Regions from separate parts of the Homo sapiens genome. Here all the other regions are linked to region 1. Evidence: chromatin contacts called from ENCODE Hi-C or POLR2A ChIA-PET data. All regions are on one chromosome and are shown on one strand. Each heading gives the region's core, a stretch centred on a gene start or an enhancer-like site at or near the end of the contact. The rest is flanking DNA. Distances are from core to core; before and after follow the strand shown. Region 1 holds the start of ARID1B (AT-rich interaction domain 1B). Region 2 overlaps NOX3 (NADPH oxidase 3). Region 3 has its middle 73 kb from the start of NOX3. Region 4 overlaps TIAM2 (TIAM Rac1 associated GEF 2).

Region 1 (3,358 bases), core at 564-3,063:
TGTGTACATACTTAGTTTGACTATGTCTAAAAGCATAAATATGTAATTGATTTTAGAATATATGTATATACACACAAAACAGACATATATTTATATTTGCATATGAAAAACTAAAAATTCAACTTCTGTGGTGTAATGCGTATAATTAGTATGTATTTGAATATATAAAGGGAGAAAATCCAGGAAAAAATGTCAAAAAGGCACACTAACAAAGATGTAGTATTCTCTTGGCAAAAACTGATGAATGATTTGGCACGAATTCATCTTATGGTTCTGTTATTCTCTCTAACACACGATGATATATCCCGTTTTCCAGTTGTTTGCGTAGAATTGCAATTTGTTGTTTCTACACTCTATAATGACCCTTGGGTGTGCACCTGATTCCCTCCCCCCGACCCCAATTAGTCACCAGTTTTCCCATCAATCCTTTTCTATTTAGTCATGTAACATATTTACACTTGGTCAAACAAATAACCACTGCTGCAGTGGAAATGAACTAAAATAGTTTTTATGGAAAGCTGAAGAATGAAATAATTTTGGAAAACTATACTCTACCAAAACCGTAAGTATTGTTTCTGCCAGGTTTTAAATGCTTTCTCTCAATGAAAACTGAGTCCACACTAGTACAAGTGGGTCATTGCCTAAGGTTAAGAAGTCTTGCTTTTTAAAATGTTACTAGGGGACAATGCACATATTGAAAACATTAATAACAATGCAAATATTAAAAACATTATAAAATGTTAATAGACACCAATTTTTAAGAGAACAAAGTATGGAACATTTCTACATTAGGACTAGAGTTGACTGTTTTATATTATTATTGAAGTTATATTTATTAAATATAATGTCTATAATATTTTAGTTTCGTTCCACATCTCTTTGAAATGAATGTATATCGAGAGGGTTAACTGTGCACACGAAGCTCTGAAACATGATGAAAGGTGTCATATAGATTTATGAAGATACGAGCTAACCCATAGCTGTCGCTGTTCTGGCACCAAGAGTTAAATGTTCATGTGAAAGTTGGCGCAGAAAACACCACTGTACATACTCCACAGAGGACATCCAAGTGCATGTAAGAAAAATGCTCCTTTGGGAATACGTGGACATATTCCTTTGGAAATACACTGACAAACCTACATACGTGTTTAAGGTGCCTTCAAAAAGAGTTATGTAAACATTCTCTTTGGGGCGGGTGCAGTCAGTCATAAGCATTTATTGAGTACCTACTGGGTACAGGCCATAGGGCTCTCTGACCGGGGCTAACCTTCATTTCAAATCTTTCCTAATTTTGCAGTTGGAAGAAGTTGTGGGAATTACGCCGATGGCCCGAAATCAAGGCAGAGGCGAACGTTCTGAAAATTACATAACTCCTGGGAGAGACCGTGCTTTTGCAGATTGCCTAAATATTTTCTTTCTCCGTCGGCTCCTTGTAACCTCTGAGGCCAATAGACAACTTTGTTTCCCAGCCCTTCTCCCTCTTTTGTCTGCTCGTCAGACTCGTTTTCCACCTTTGTATCGTTCCTTTTAGACGTGAAAACAAACATGCGAACGCCCGGTTGGCAAGGAGACAGCGGCCCGGGGGGAAAGTGCAGGTTCCGGCCGCCCCACGCCGCCGCGCTCCGAGCGGCCGCCGAGCCGCCCCGGCCCCGGCCCCGGCCCCAGCCTTAGCCCAAGCCCGGCTGGGTCCCGCGAGGCTGCGCCGGGGCGGGCGGCGGCGGCCCGGGGACGAGTCCAGTCCGCGTTTTGCGAGTGCGCGGGAGTAATGCGAGCGAAGTGGATAATAGTTGCTCGAGCTCGCCCGCTGCCTCTCAAGCCATGCTGGGCCCGATAGGCTCAGCTAGTCGTGTATTTACCCATATCCGGGCTAGAGAGGAAAAGAGAAAAGTTTCATTTAAACCTGAACTAAAAACTTTCACCATGAAAGCACACAGCAGGAGCAGGCCCAGAGCGTAAGGCGTGCCCGGCCCGGCGCTCCGGCGGGGCCTGCGGAGGGGGAGGGGGTCGCGGCTTCCCGGCGGGCCGCGTGGATGCGCACAGGAGGGGCCGCGGCCTGAAAAGTGGGGGTTATTGTCTCCCCCCGCCCCCCGCCCGGCCTCGCCACGCCGCGGCGATCATGGCCGCGCGGGCAGCAGCGGCGGCGGCGGCGGCGGCGGCGCGGGCGCGGGCGCGGGCAGGCAGCGGCGAACGGCGGGCGCCCCCCGGGCCGCGGCCGGCGCCCGGAGCCCGGGACCTGGAGGCGGGGGCGCGCGGCGCGGCGGCGGCGGCGGCGGCACCGGGACCCATGCTGGGGGGCGGCGGCGACGGCGGCGGCGGCCTGAACAGTGTGCACCACCACCCCCTGCTCCCCCGTCACGAACTCAACATGGCCCATAACGCGGGCGCCGCGGCCGCCGCCGGCACCCACAGCGCCAAGAGCGGCGGCTCCGAGGCGGCTCTCAAGGAGGGTGGAAGCGCCGCCGCGCTGTCCTCCTCCTCCTCCTCCTCCGCGGCGGCAGCGGCGGCATCCTCTTCCTCCTCGTCGGGCCCGGGCTCGGCCATGGAGACGGGGCTGCTCCCCAACCACAAACTGAAAACCGTTGGCGAAGCCCCCGCCGCGCCGCCCCACCAGCAGCACCACCACCACCACCATGCCCACCACCACCACCACCATGCCCACCACCTCCACCACCACCACGCACTACAGCAGCAGCTAAACCAGTTCCAGCAGCAGCAGCAGCAGCAGCAACAGCAGCAGCAGCAGCAGCAGCAACAGCAACATCCCATTTCCAACAACAACAGCTTGGGCGGCGCGGGCGGCGGCGCGCCTCAGCCCGGCCCCGACATGGAGCAGCCGCAACATGGAGGCGCCAAGGACAGTGCTGCGGGCGGCCAGGCCGACCCCCCGGGCCCGCCGCTGCTGAGCAAGCCGGGCGACGAGGACGACGCGCCGCCCAAGATGGGGGAGCCGGCGGGCGGCCGCTACGAGCACCCGGGCTTGGGCGCCCTGGGCACGCAGCAGCCGCCGGTCGCCGTGCCCGGGGGCGGCGGCGGCCCGGCGGCCGTCCCGGAGTTTAATAATTACTATGGCAGCGCTGCCCCTGCGAGCGGCGGCCCCGGCGGCCGCGCTGGGCCTTGCTTTGATCAACATGGCGGACAACAAAGCCCCGGGATGGGGATGATGCACTCCGCCTCCGCCGCCGCCGCCGGGGCCCCCGGCAGCATGGACCCCCTGCAGAACTCCCACGAAGGGTACCCCAACAGCCAGTGCAACCATTATCCGGGCTACAGCCGGCCCGGCGCGGGCGGCGGCGGCGGCGGCGGCGGCGGAGGAGGAGGAGGCAGCGGAGGAGGAGGAGGAGGAGGAGGAGCAGGAGCA
Region 2 (3,260 bases), core at 347-2,846, 1.4 Mb before region 1:
AGGCTGGTCTCCAACTCCTGGCCTCAGGTGTTCCGCCCACCTCGACCTCCCAAAATGCTGGGATTGCAGGTGTGAGCCACCACACCTGGCCTGAAACATTATTTAATAGCAGAATGATTCCATAAATTGTGGCCTATCCACACTATGGAATACTCTAAAGACACCAAACAAAATGAAATAGATCATCAGGTATTGACACTGACGGTGCCCGAAGTTATGCTTTAATGAAAAACAAAACAAATTACACTTCCTCTGCCTTCTACACACACACACCCCTATTTATGCATGAATGTGTATAGGTATATGCATATAAATGCATGGAAAAGGAATGGAATGAGACATATTCAACTGTTTAATGGTGAGTTTCTTAGGGAGCAAAGTTGGGGAGGTGTTTAGTTTGGGGAGGGAGGTGAAGGGAGATTTTAAAATGTTTGTGTATTTCATTGGACTCTTTTGCAAGAAGACTGTAGTCACGCAATCTGTGGTTAATAAACCAAGATATTAAACATATTAATACTGGTCACTTCCGCACAGAGCAATGGTGAGGGCTGATGGGGTACTGAGGCCTTTTGAGGCCCTCCGAGGAAAGACAAGAAGCATACATTTCTTTAGGAGAAGCATGAATGGCCCCTCCTAAAGAGGCCAACTGATGGCAGGAATCTTGGTGATTAGTAGAGATGATCAGTTCCAGGAGTAGTCAGAGCTCCAGTGTGAGGGAAAGTGAAAGTAAATAATTTCTCAAAGTAAACAGATTAAATTAAATGCATTTTTCATTCACTAGAAAAGAGAGCAGGCCCTCCTTTGTTTTATTAATATATTTTAGTAGAGTATGGATTTTTTGTCTTTTTTGGCCTCTTTCCCTTGTTCCCACTGGCCCGTGCTGTCTTTTTATTTGAATTATCTGTTTATTATATTAGGTTAAGAACCCAAAGGCCATTTTGCATGGGACACACTATAAATACCCATTATCATGGTTATATATTATGGAGCTGATGAAGGAAGACAATTTATGAAGAAATGAGATTATCTCAGTTCTTGTATAATCTGTTGTATCGTAGTCTGAAGACTACATATGCAGTTAAGAAAACGAACCGCATCTTGCAGTTGGCAGTTGTCTCAGTCCTGACTGCACAGCTGTGATATTAGGGAGAACTAAAATGTGTAAGCCAATCTATTTATGTCAGCAATCCTCCCCCTCCCTCCCCATTCATACACACCTATTTCATTCATCATTTTGACAGTTTGCACAAGCAAACCGTCCTAATTTTTTTTCAAGAGCTCTTTTCACAAATTGAGTGTGATGTAGAATTAATCATACCCGTTAGGCAGGAGGTGGAGGACTTTATTGCTAGAGGGCATTTTTCACCCCCAGCATTCAGCTTCCTCCATATTGCATCACAGAGAATTCTCAACCACCCTCAGCCTTCCCTCATCCCACAGGGGCACAGCGTTCTCAGCTGCCTTCAACTCAGTGAAGTTTGGCTCTTACTTCTGCGTTGAAAATATTTCTTTCATGTATTACAACTTTTTTCCATTTTCATCACAGCAAGCCATCATTATACTTCTTGTTATTTGGCCTTCTTGGGAAATCCCCTCCTGCCCATTCTTCCCCCTCCCCTTCCACTCCCCGCCCCCTCCCAGATCTTTCAAAACAAAAGTACTTAGAAACAAAGATATTTTAAGACATCAGCTTCAAATGGAAAGTACTACTTATGACGCTTCCCACTGAGGAAGTGGCAGGCGCCTTATTGGTTGTGCTCCTGCATTTTACTTAGAAGTTTTCTAGAATAATGCAACAGAGGAGAAGGGTAAAGAAGTTCTAGTTTGCAACGGTGACAATTGAGAAAACTTTGGTGCACATTTTTTCCTATAGACTTGCAACTTGAGTTTTGTGTGTAAAAATGTATGCCTTATGCCAACCAGTGTTTTTACACATGGAGGAAAAAAAAATCCCACCTAATCGCAGTTAACCATTTAAGCTTAAAATTCTGGCTCTCAACGCCTATGCGAGTTGTCCTTTCCTTCCTTATTACAAAAGAGGACAATCTGAAAACTATAGTCCAGACTTAAAATTGTGAAGACACCGTTAGATAAATATGTACTGCTTTGCTCTGTGGCACTTCAAAAATTATATAGACTCTGACAGTTTAGTGGAAGGAGTAGTCTTTATATCTCAAAAGCATGTAGGTAGCCCTGACAAATATTAGTTACATAAGCCTAATAGTAGCTATACTCAAACCAACACAAAGTTGCTTTAAAAGAGAGAAACTTCCTAAACCTGTTCTCATGCCTGCAGACGCTTAAGGAATTGGATCTGAACTGTAATTTTCAGCCCAAACTTTCAATAGCATGAAAACCTCACTTCTTCCATGAAAGAACTTTGAAGCAGAAATCAGAAACACATGCTCAGGTCCTGACTCAGTGGTGAACAAGCTGGGTGACTTTGGACAAATCATCTCCGCTCGAGGTGCAGATACTGACTTTCATGGTCCTATGCAAAGCTAGGAGATTAGGACCTTTAAGTTATTTTATGATTCCACACTTTAGCTTCCTTTCTCCCATATGACATTATTTCTGCCCTTATTTTCACCTGAGTCGTGTCCAAATAGTCCCTCACATTTTTATAAGCGATGAAAACATTGCTTTTATATTTTTTACTCTACTGTTTCTGTTTCTTGGAATAGAGATCAATGTCCCTATTTTATGGTTTTGTGGTGACTGCAGTGCTGAAAGCCTTGAGAAACGCCACAAGCAGAGCCCAGGAATGACAATGGAATGCTGAGAAAGGAGGCAAAATTAAGATTTTGTAGGCTCCTGTATGAATTTTAAAATTTTTGGGGGTTCTTATAAGATTTTTCCTCTATATTCCTAGTAAAATAATTGGAATTTAGTAAAAATCATTGAAGAATTTTTTTGGTTACATAAACAAAACCTTAATACCCTTAAATTTTAAAGAAAATTGTGTACAGAAGCCATTGTTTATTCTTTTTGGACATGTAGACATTTATTCACTCATTGATTTATTCAATATTTTTACTATATATATAGTTATCACATGTTGTATGTGTATATATATATATGTATGAAGATATCCAGAGAAGCTATGTTCAAGGAACTCACAGTCTGTTAGAGAAAATAAGATTATTTCACGAATCTTAATACAGGAAAGATATGTGACATAACAGTAGGGCAGCAAAGGAGTGGTGGAGGTTAAGAGAAGGGGGAGGTGATTGTGAGTCGGGTGTAATGACAATGAGACT
Region 3 (3,294 bases), core at 615-3,114, 1.2 Mb before region 1:
CTTCTAGGTATATATCCAAAGAAATTGAAAGAATGATTTCACAGAGATATTTGTGCAACATTTTCATTGTAGCACCATTTACAATAGCCAAGAGGTAGAAGCAGTCCAAATGTTCGTCAATGGATGAATGGGCAAATAAAATGTGGTATATACACAGAATGGACTATTATTCAGCATTAAAAGGAGAAAATTTAAAAAGCACAAATACTGTATAATTCCACTCATATGAGGCATTTAAGATAGTCAAAAGCATAGAAAGAAAGTAAAATGGTGGTTGCCAAGGGTTGAGGGAAAAGGTGTTTAATGGGTAAAGTTTCAGTTTTGCAAGATGAAAAGTGCTACAGATATATTGCACAACAATGGGAATGTACTTAAGACCACAGAACTATACACTTAAATGGTTAAGATGGTAAATGTAATCGCATGTGCTTTTTACCGCGATAAAAAATATTCAAGGAAGAAAGGTTATCTACTGATTAGTACCTAATCACCATTGCCACTTGAAAATCCAAGACAAGAATTAGCAATATATTTTTATCTTAGTTGACAGTAGGATCTTGGATAATTAATATTTGTTGGTGGTTTATTTTTAGGGACAAGAAACATCATTATAGATGCTTCTCCTGTATCATCTCTCTTTCAAACAACTGATATTTGATGGTGTATCTAAATTCATTCCTTTTGGTATGATATGGCTTTCTTTTGGCATTGGTGGTATTTTAATGGGCAAAATAAGTAATAAGGCACTTGTTATTTAAAAATTAGAAGTGAGCATTCTAGTCATCCATTTCTTCAAATTTTCTAAGCTCTACCCTTCTTCCAAGTTAGGTCACCCAAATGCTATATGCCTGGAGAATATTAGTGTTTCCCTTTCTGTAGAAGTGGTTCGACAAATTCCCAATACATTAACATGTTTTTGACCTTTATCCAGGGTCAATCTAAGAAATGGCTTTATGAAGAATACCTCTCTATCATTTGTAAAATTGCTATTAAACACAATGTTAATTTATGTTTCTTATAAAACACACTTGCATTCAATCTCTCTGATTTTTTTTATTTTTTATTTTTTAGTTTGGGAATGTTTGTCTATTTTTCTTATGTGACTATATTCTTCATTTATTATAAAATGAGAATGATATCACCCATTCTGTTTTCTCTTTACCTAGCCTCTAGGAAATCCAGAGTCTATGTTTATATGAAATTTAATAATTATTTAGCCCAGATTTCTGGCATCATTACCAACATCATCACTATTAAGCATTACATCATTGCTTTGTATTTCTTTGTGAATGAACTTTAATCCTGTTACGGATTTAACTGTAATTTCTGAGCTTGTATTCCTTATCAAACAGCAGGGAAGTCTCCCAATTTGTCATTGGAAGGCTTTTCACTTCTGTGCTATTACCTATTGAAGCATTTCTCAAATGTTTAAAAACTGTCCCTAAAGGCAGAAAGAATGAATGAAAATCCTGAAGGGGTTTGGGAGTGTATCTCAAGTAGCTCAGTGCTGGCATAATATTTCTTTGTATTTTATGTTTTATCTCCTCCAAAAACACATCTGCATTTTTTAGAGATAAAAAGATAATTTTTAAATCACTTATCAGTCAACATACTTACCTTTTCCTTTTTAAATCTTTGAGTAAAATTAATACTCAAGGTAGATGTACTATTTTTATCTTGTGACTTTGAAACCCCTTTGATTCCTGACACTAAATGTAACACAAGAGAGACATTGAGAGCTGAAAGTAAACCTGCAAATAACCTTTCCCAATCCCTTCATTTCCTGTGTAATGAAACTTGGGTACAGAAAAGTTCAACCAAGATCTCCCAGAATAGATTTTGTTTCTGGTCTCCTGGGCCAAAGGACTTCCTGTTACATCACATGCCTCATTCTATGGCCTTGCAGCCTAATGAATCATACAAGAAGGCAGGATCAGATGATCTGCAGCTCCCTTTCCAGCCCTACTATTTTGTTTTTGTGCTTCTGAAAGCCATGACTACACTGAGCTCAATAATATAAGTGGAGTTAAAAATAATTAAAGACGTCAATAGCTGTCATGAAGATGCCCAATATTGTGTAAAGTAGTTTGCATCCTAAACACACGACTCACATGAGAATATTTTGAAGGATGCAGCAATGCTCCTAGAACACTCTGTACACAGAGGTGGGTGAAAGTTTGCATTTAAATTTCAACGTTCTGTTCACCTCTATTTTTATATCAGAATGTAAATGTCACAAAGACAGATATCATCAACAGGGGGATATTGTTTGTACGTATCAGTTTCTGGATATAGATTCAGGTCCCTGAGTTATTATTCTTTAGTTAGTGCTGTCCAATAGAGCTTTCTGGGGTCATGAAATGTTTAATATCTGCTCTGTACAGTATGGTGGCCACGAGCCTCATGCGGCTATTGAACACATGAAATGTGGCTAGTGCAACCAAAGATCTGAATTTTATTATTTATTTATTTATTTTTATTTACTTATTATTATTATTATTTTTTGAGGTGGAGTCTTGTCTTGCTCTGTTACCCAGGATGGAGTGCAGTGGCACGATCTCGGCTCACTGAAACCTCCGCTTCCTGGGTTCAAGTGATTCTCCTGCCTCAGCCTCCCAAGTAGCTGGGACCACAGGCGCCTGCCACCTCACCCAGCTAATTTTTGTATTTTTAATAGAGACAGGGTTTCATCATGTTGACCCGGCTGGTCTCCAACTCCTGACCTCAAGTGATCCACCCGCCTAGGCCTCCCAAAGCGCTGGGATTACAGGATGAGCCACTGCACCTGGCCTGAAGATCTGAATCTTAAAAGTTAAGTGTAATAAATGTAAATAGCACATATGGCTTCTGGTGACTGTATTGGACAGTGCAGCCTCTGGGTCTTATAAAAGAGGAGAGATATAGAATTGGAGGAATGAGGTGATCAACTTTCAAAACACAGATACGAAGAACAGGCAAGTCATTTTCTTTTACTTCAAGTCTTTCCAAAGATATCAAATTAATCATTGTTAATCATATTAAGAAATATCTCAGGAGAGGAAAAATATTTATCTTTTTCTTAAAAAAAAGACAATTTAGTGACAGTCATAAAATTAACTGCTTTAAAACGGGGGAAAAAAGTGAACACTAATGCCATCTTGTGGATTCTGGATGCTGGGACATGCTCAGGTTTTGTGAACGTGTGTTCAGTGACAAGCCATGAAGTCCAGAGAGTAGTCACATTTGCCTTTCAGTTATATATTTTGAATGTGTTTGCATGAATTATAGCCAGAGGGCTTCAAAGAATATCCACAC
Region 4 (3,225 bases), core at 267-2,766, 1.6 Mb before region 1:
ATTTAATTTCTCCTCCACCAAATAATTTTTTTTTTTTCAGATGGAGTCTCACTCTGTTGCCCAGGCTGGAGTGCAGTGGCGTGATCTCGGCTCACTGAAACCTCTGCCTCCCAGGTTGAAGCAGTTCTTCTGCCTCAGCCTCCTGAGTAGCTGGGATTACAGGCACCTGCCACCAAGGCTGGCTAATTTTTGTATTTTTAGTAGAGATGGGGTTTCACTATGTTGGCCAGGCTGGTCTTGAACTCCTGACGTCGCGATCCACCCACCTCAGTCTCCCAAAGTGCCGAGATTACAGGCGTGAGCCACTGCACCCAGCCAGTTCTTACTCTGCACTTACCATCTCTTACTGTTAGCCACTCTGTCAAGTGCGTATGTCATGGCTCCCAGGAAAGCTTGTAATCGATATAGTTTATATATGCCCTATTTCTATTAGATGTAGTCATTTAATGGCTGAGGATGACTGATTTGTAATAAAGGCCCATAATTTTAGGGTCCTATCTCTTCCAGCATTATATAACAATGTAAAATTCTTACTTTGAAAGTTAAGAGGCCTGGCATGGTGGCTCGTGCCTGTAATCCCAGAATTTTGGGAGGCTGAGTCAGGTGGATCATTTGAGACTAGCCTGGGCAACATGGTGAAACCCTGTCTCTATCAAAAATGCAAAAAATTATCCGAGTGTAGTGGCTTGCTCCTCGGAGGCTGAGGTGGGAGGATTGCTTGAGCCTGGGAGGCAGAGGTTGCAGTGAGCCAAGATCGCACCACTGCACTCTGACCTGGGTGGCAGAGTAAGACCCCATCCCTGAAAAAAGAAAGTTATGAAACTATAGCATCAGTACACTTCCTATTAACAGAGTTTATGTTGGACTTTGAAAATAAATTTTGCTGATGTAGCCACTTACAGTGAGAATTTAAGCTTAGTGCTTAAGATGGGCTCAAATCAACAGGTCCCATCGATGCTCTAAGGAGTGAGAAGAAACTATGATTTCTGCATTTGTTTTACTCCTATTTGTTTTAGCTAAGCATTACTTGTGATGTAGGGATACTGAAGAAATTCCTTTCATTTATAGGACAATTTTAATGCAGCCTCTGTAATTTCTGTGCTATCGTACCCAGATAACTAGATTCAGATAGAATGGCAGATAGAACTAAGGGTGTAATTTGTTTTTTTATATCTCTGGGACTTAAAATTCTGCCTGAGCTGGCTAAATAATTAATATTTCATTTTGCTACTTTTCATCTGCTAATCATTCTTGGAGAATACTTGTAACCTGCACAAACCTATTTTTATACAATAAGTACATTACGCCCATTTCTATAACACAGAAAGGCTGTTGTGAGGGAGGGGCCGTGTGCATTTTAAACTATTTCACTCTAATTGATGCATCATATAACAGCCCAACAGTGAGTCACCCTAATTCAAAATCTGTTAAGTCTGGAATAAAGCCAGTCTTACTTGAACATTTTTTTAGAGGACACTTTGGCTTGCCAAAAATGAAAGCTTTTCATAACGAACGTCTGGATGAGTAATAGTGAGTCTTACACGGCCTTTGAAGGGAGGTGTTTGTCATGGAGATTGTGACAACAAAGTCCCCACTAAGGCTCAGATGGCGGCAACCCCAGAAGCTTCATTGCAGAAATTGTGACAGCCCCTGGGCCTTGGCCCCTTCTTCTGGAAAATTGGCTTGGGGTATTCCAACTTTCTGTGGCAGTGAGTGAATGCAGTATTGTCATCTTAGTCATGAGCTGTAAACTGAAAAAAAAACCTAAAAAACCCCAAAAAACCCCAAAACCAAAACAAACCCCCTAATATTGTTTTCTTAAATGGAAAATATGAATGAAACAGCTTACTCTTCACCACAGTATGGTAATCTGTTTAGAGAGAATATTAATACACAACCCTACATAGCATATATATATGCATACAGCTAGCGAGCTAGCTAGATCCATCTTTGTTTTTCTTTCATATCAACCGATGTGTGGGCCTCAGTCCAAGAAGGAAATAAACACTTTCTCTTCTATGACATTTTACTGTTGTTAAGAAAACTGGGAGCGTGCAACTCCCTTTTGTGTTTTCTCCTCATCTCCCTTGCAAATAGACTTTCCTTTTATCAGCCACTGTGGTGGTTTGGGCCCATTTGTGACAGCCAGATTGTGATTTTGCTACTCACTTCCCTTCAGTGATCCAAGTAGTAATTACAAGCCATTTGATCCAAAAGCATCTGCTGTGAGAACACACGGAGTTTCAATTTTTTCTCCTTGCTGCATACTGAGCATAAGTAATTTGACATGTGGTTTCAGGACCATTGATGTAATAATAATAATAATAAATACTTCTGTGGAATGCCCTCCAAGGAGAGCTAAAGTGATTTGCAGACGTTCACTAGTCAGTCTGGAGTGACTGTGGCTGCAGCCCAGTGATGTTCCCGTGTCGTGATGGCCAGTTGGAGCTGACTGCAAGGTGATCTGAGCAGCAGTGGCCAGAACAGTGGCCCAGGGCTTTGGAACAAAGGATGATTCTCAGGAAGTTCTTTATAGTGGCCATCGCTGAAATGCAGTAGCTACTCCCAGTACAGTATAATGCCCTGATCCAGCCTCAGCTTCCAAAAAAAATCTTTACAATTTATGTCTTTCAAATGCAATTCCTCCCATCAGTCTCCTAACCACCCCACGAGGCTGGCGTTTTTAACCTCTTTTGAAGGTGAAGGAACAGAAGTGCAGAGGCACTAGATAACAGCCCCTAACAAGGCTGAGATTTGACCTGGATTGCCTTGCTATTATTGTATTTTTTCTGTCTCCATTTGCATTCTCAGGACCAGGAAACCTTGAAGAGGCTAGTTGGAAATATATATATATATATATATATATATATATATATATATATATATATTTTTTTTTTTTTTTTTTTTTTTTTTCTTTGATGGGAGGAAGTAGAGTAGGAGGCGTGGTAGGTGCGTAACAGTCCTGGCAAAGGTAGCCAACCGTGGAATTCTGGGTGGTTAAAAAGGTTAATTTAACATAGCAGCATCTTTGACATGGGTAACCTGGAAAAAGAGTTTTCCAGATGGCTCCATTTTTAATGCTTATTTTTAGGATTCTCTCTTCTTTTTATGAAAAGAATATTGGAGAATATTTCATCTGGCTTCCTGAAACTAAAGCATGTGTATTTTCAACTTGGATAGCATTGACCTTCCTTCAGAGAATTAATCCAACTTTCCCTCCAAATG

Evidence for each region. Hi-C counts contacts between places; a loop is a spot of excess contacts on that map. ChIA-PET counts read pairs that join two places held with the same protein, here RNA polymerase II (POLR2A). Pooled maps may share reads with other maps.
Region 2: a loop to region 1 is called in a map of naive thymus-derived CD4-positive, alpha-beta T cell, with 12 times the contacts of the local background. The contact joins the enhancer-like site here to the promoter of ARID1B in region 1. A Hi-C loop is called at or near these places in 2 of 168 maps with a recorded cell type or tissue (both naive thymus-derived CD4-positive, alpha-beta T cell) and 10 of 50 pooled maps. POLR2A ChIA-PET finds 5 or more read pairs at or near these places in 1 of 52 experiments (HEK293T).
Region 3: a map of endothelial cell of umbilical vein shows a loop between it and region 1 (6-fold over the local background). The contact joins the enhancer-like site here to the promoter of ARID1B in region 1. A Hi-C loop is called at or near these places in 2 of 168 maps with a recorded cell type or tissue (chondrocyte and endothelial cell of umbilical vein) and 3 of 50 pooled maps. POLR2A ChIA-PET finds 5 or more read pairs at or near these places in 2 of 52 experiments (B cell and MCF 10A).
Region 4: a loop to region 1 is called in a map of naive thymus-derived CD4-positive, alpha-beta T cell, with 12 times the contacts of the local background. The contact joins the enhancer-like site here to the promoter of ARID1B in region 1. A Hi-C loop is called at or near these places in 1 of 168 maps with a recorded cell type or tissue (naive thymus-derived CD4-positive, alpha-beta T cell) and 6 of 50 pooled maps. POLR2A ChIA-PET finds 5 or more read pairs at or near these places in 1 of 52 experiments (PC-9).

The regions. Positions count from the first base shown.
Region 1 is chr6:156,775,565-156,778,922 of GRCh38, forward strand. ARID1B (AT-rich interaction domain 1B) reads left to right here and starts at 1,814. Exons shown (of 20, transcript NM_001374828.1): 1 at 1,814-3,358. The coding sequence starts at 2,117. It overlaps LOC115308161 (a long non-coding RNA gene), which reads right to left and starts at 2,954. Exons shown (of 2, transcript NR_163974.1): 1 at 2,682-2,954; 2 at 796-1,867. RefSeq lists silencers at 1,538-1,887, 1,908-2,147, 2,298-2,447, 2,518-2,587, 2,838-3,067 and 1 more and an enhancer at 3,031-3,358.
Region 2 is chr6:155,416,960-155,420,219 of GRCh38, forward strand. The region is part of intron 10 of NOX3 (NADPH oxidase 3); the gene reads right to left. Among named protein-coding and RNA genes, the nearest start is that of NOX3, 37 kb to the right of the region's middle. RefSeq lists enhancers at 1,343-1,492, 1,593-1,652. Within about 2 kb of position 1,597, at least 9 of the 41 ENCODE cell types and tissues checked have a DNase peak (open chromatin) inside an H3K27ac peak, as active enhancers do.
Region 3 is chr6:155,527,292-155,530,585 of GRCh38, forward strand. No RefSeq gene overlaps it. Among named protein-coding and RNA genes, the nearest start is that of NOX3, 73 kb to the left of the region's middle. Within about 2 kb of position 1,865, at least 7 of the 41 ENCODE cell types and tissues checked have a DNase peak (open chromatin) inside an H3K27ac peak, as active enhancers do; they include endothelial cell of umbilical vein, where a contact is called at or near this core.
Region 4 is chr6:155,169,800-155,173,024 of GRCh38, forward strand. All of the region lies in intron 9 of TIAM2 (TIAM Rac1 associated GEF 2), which reads left to right. Among named protein-coding and RNA genes, the nearest start is that of CLDN20, 93 kb to the right of the region's middle. RefSeq lists enhancers at 1,448-1,507, 1,548-1,967, 1,998-2,057. Within about 2 kb of position 1,517, at least 18 of the 41 ENCODE cell types and tissues checked have a DNase peak (open chromatin) inside an H3K27ac peak, as active enhancers do.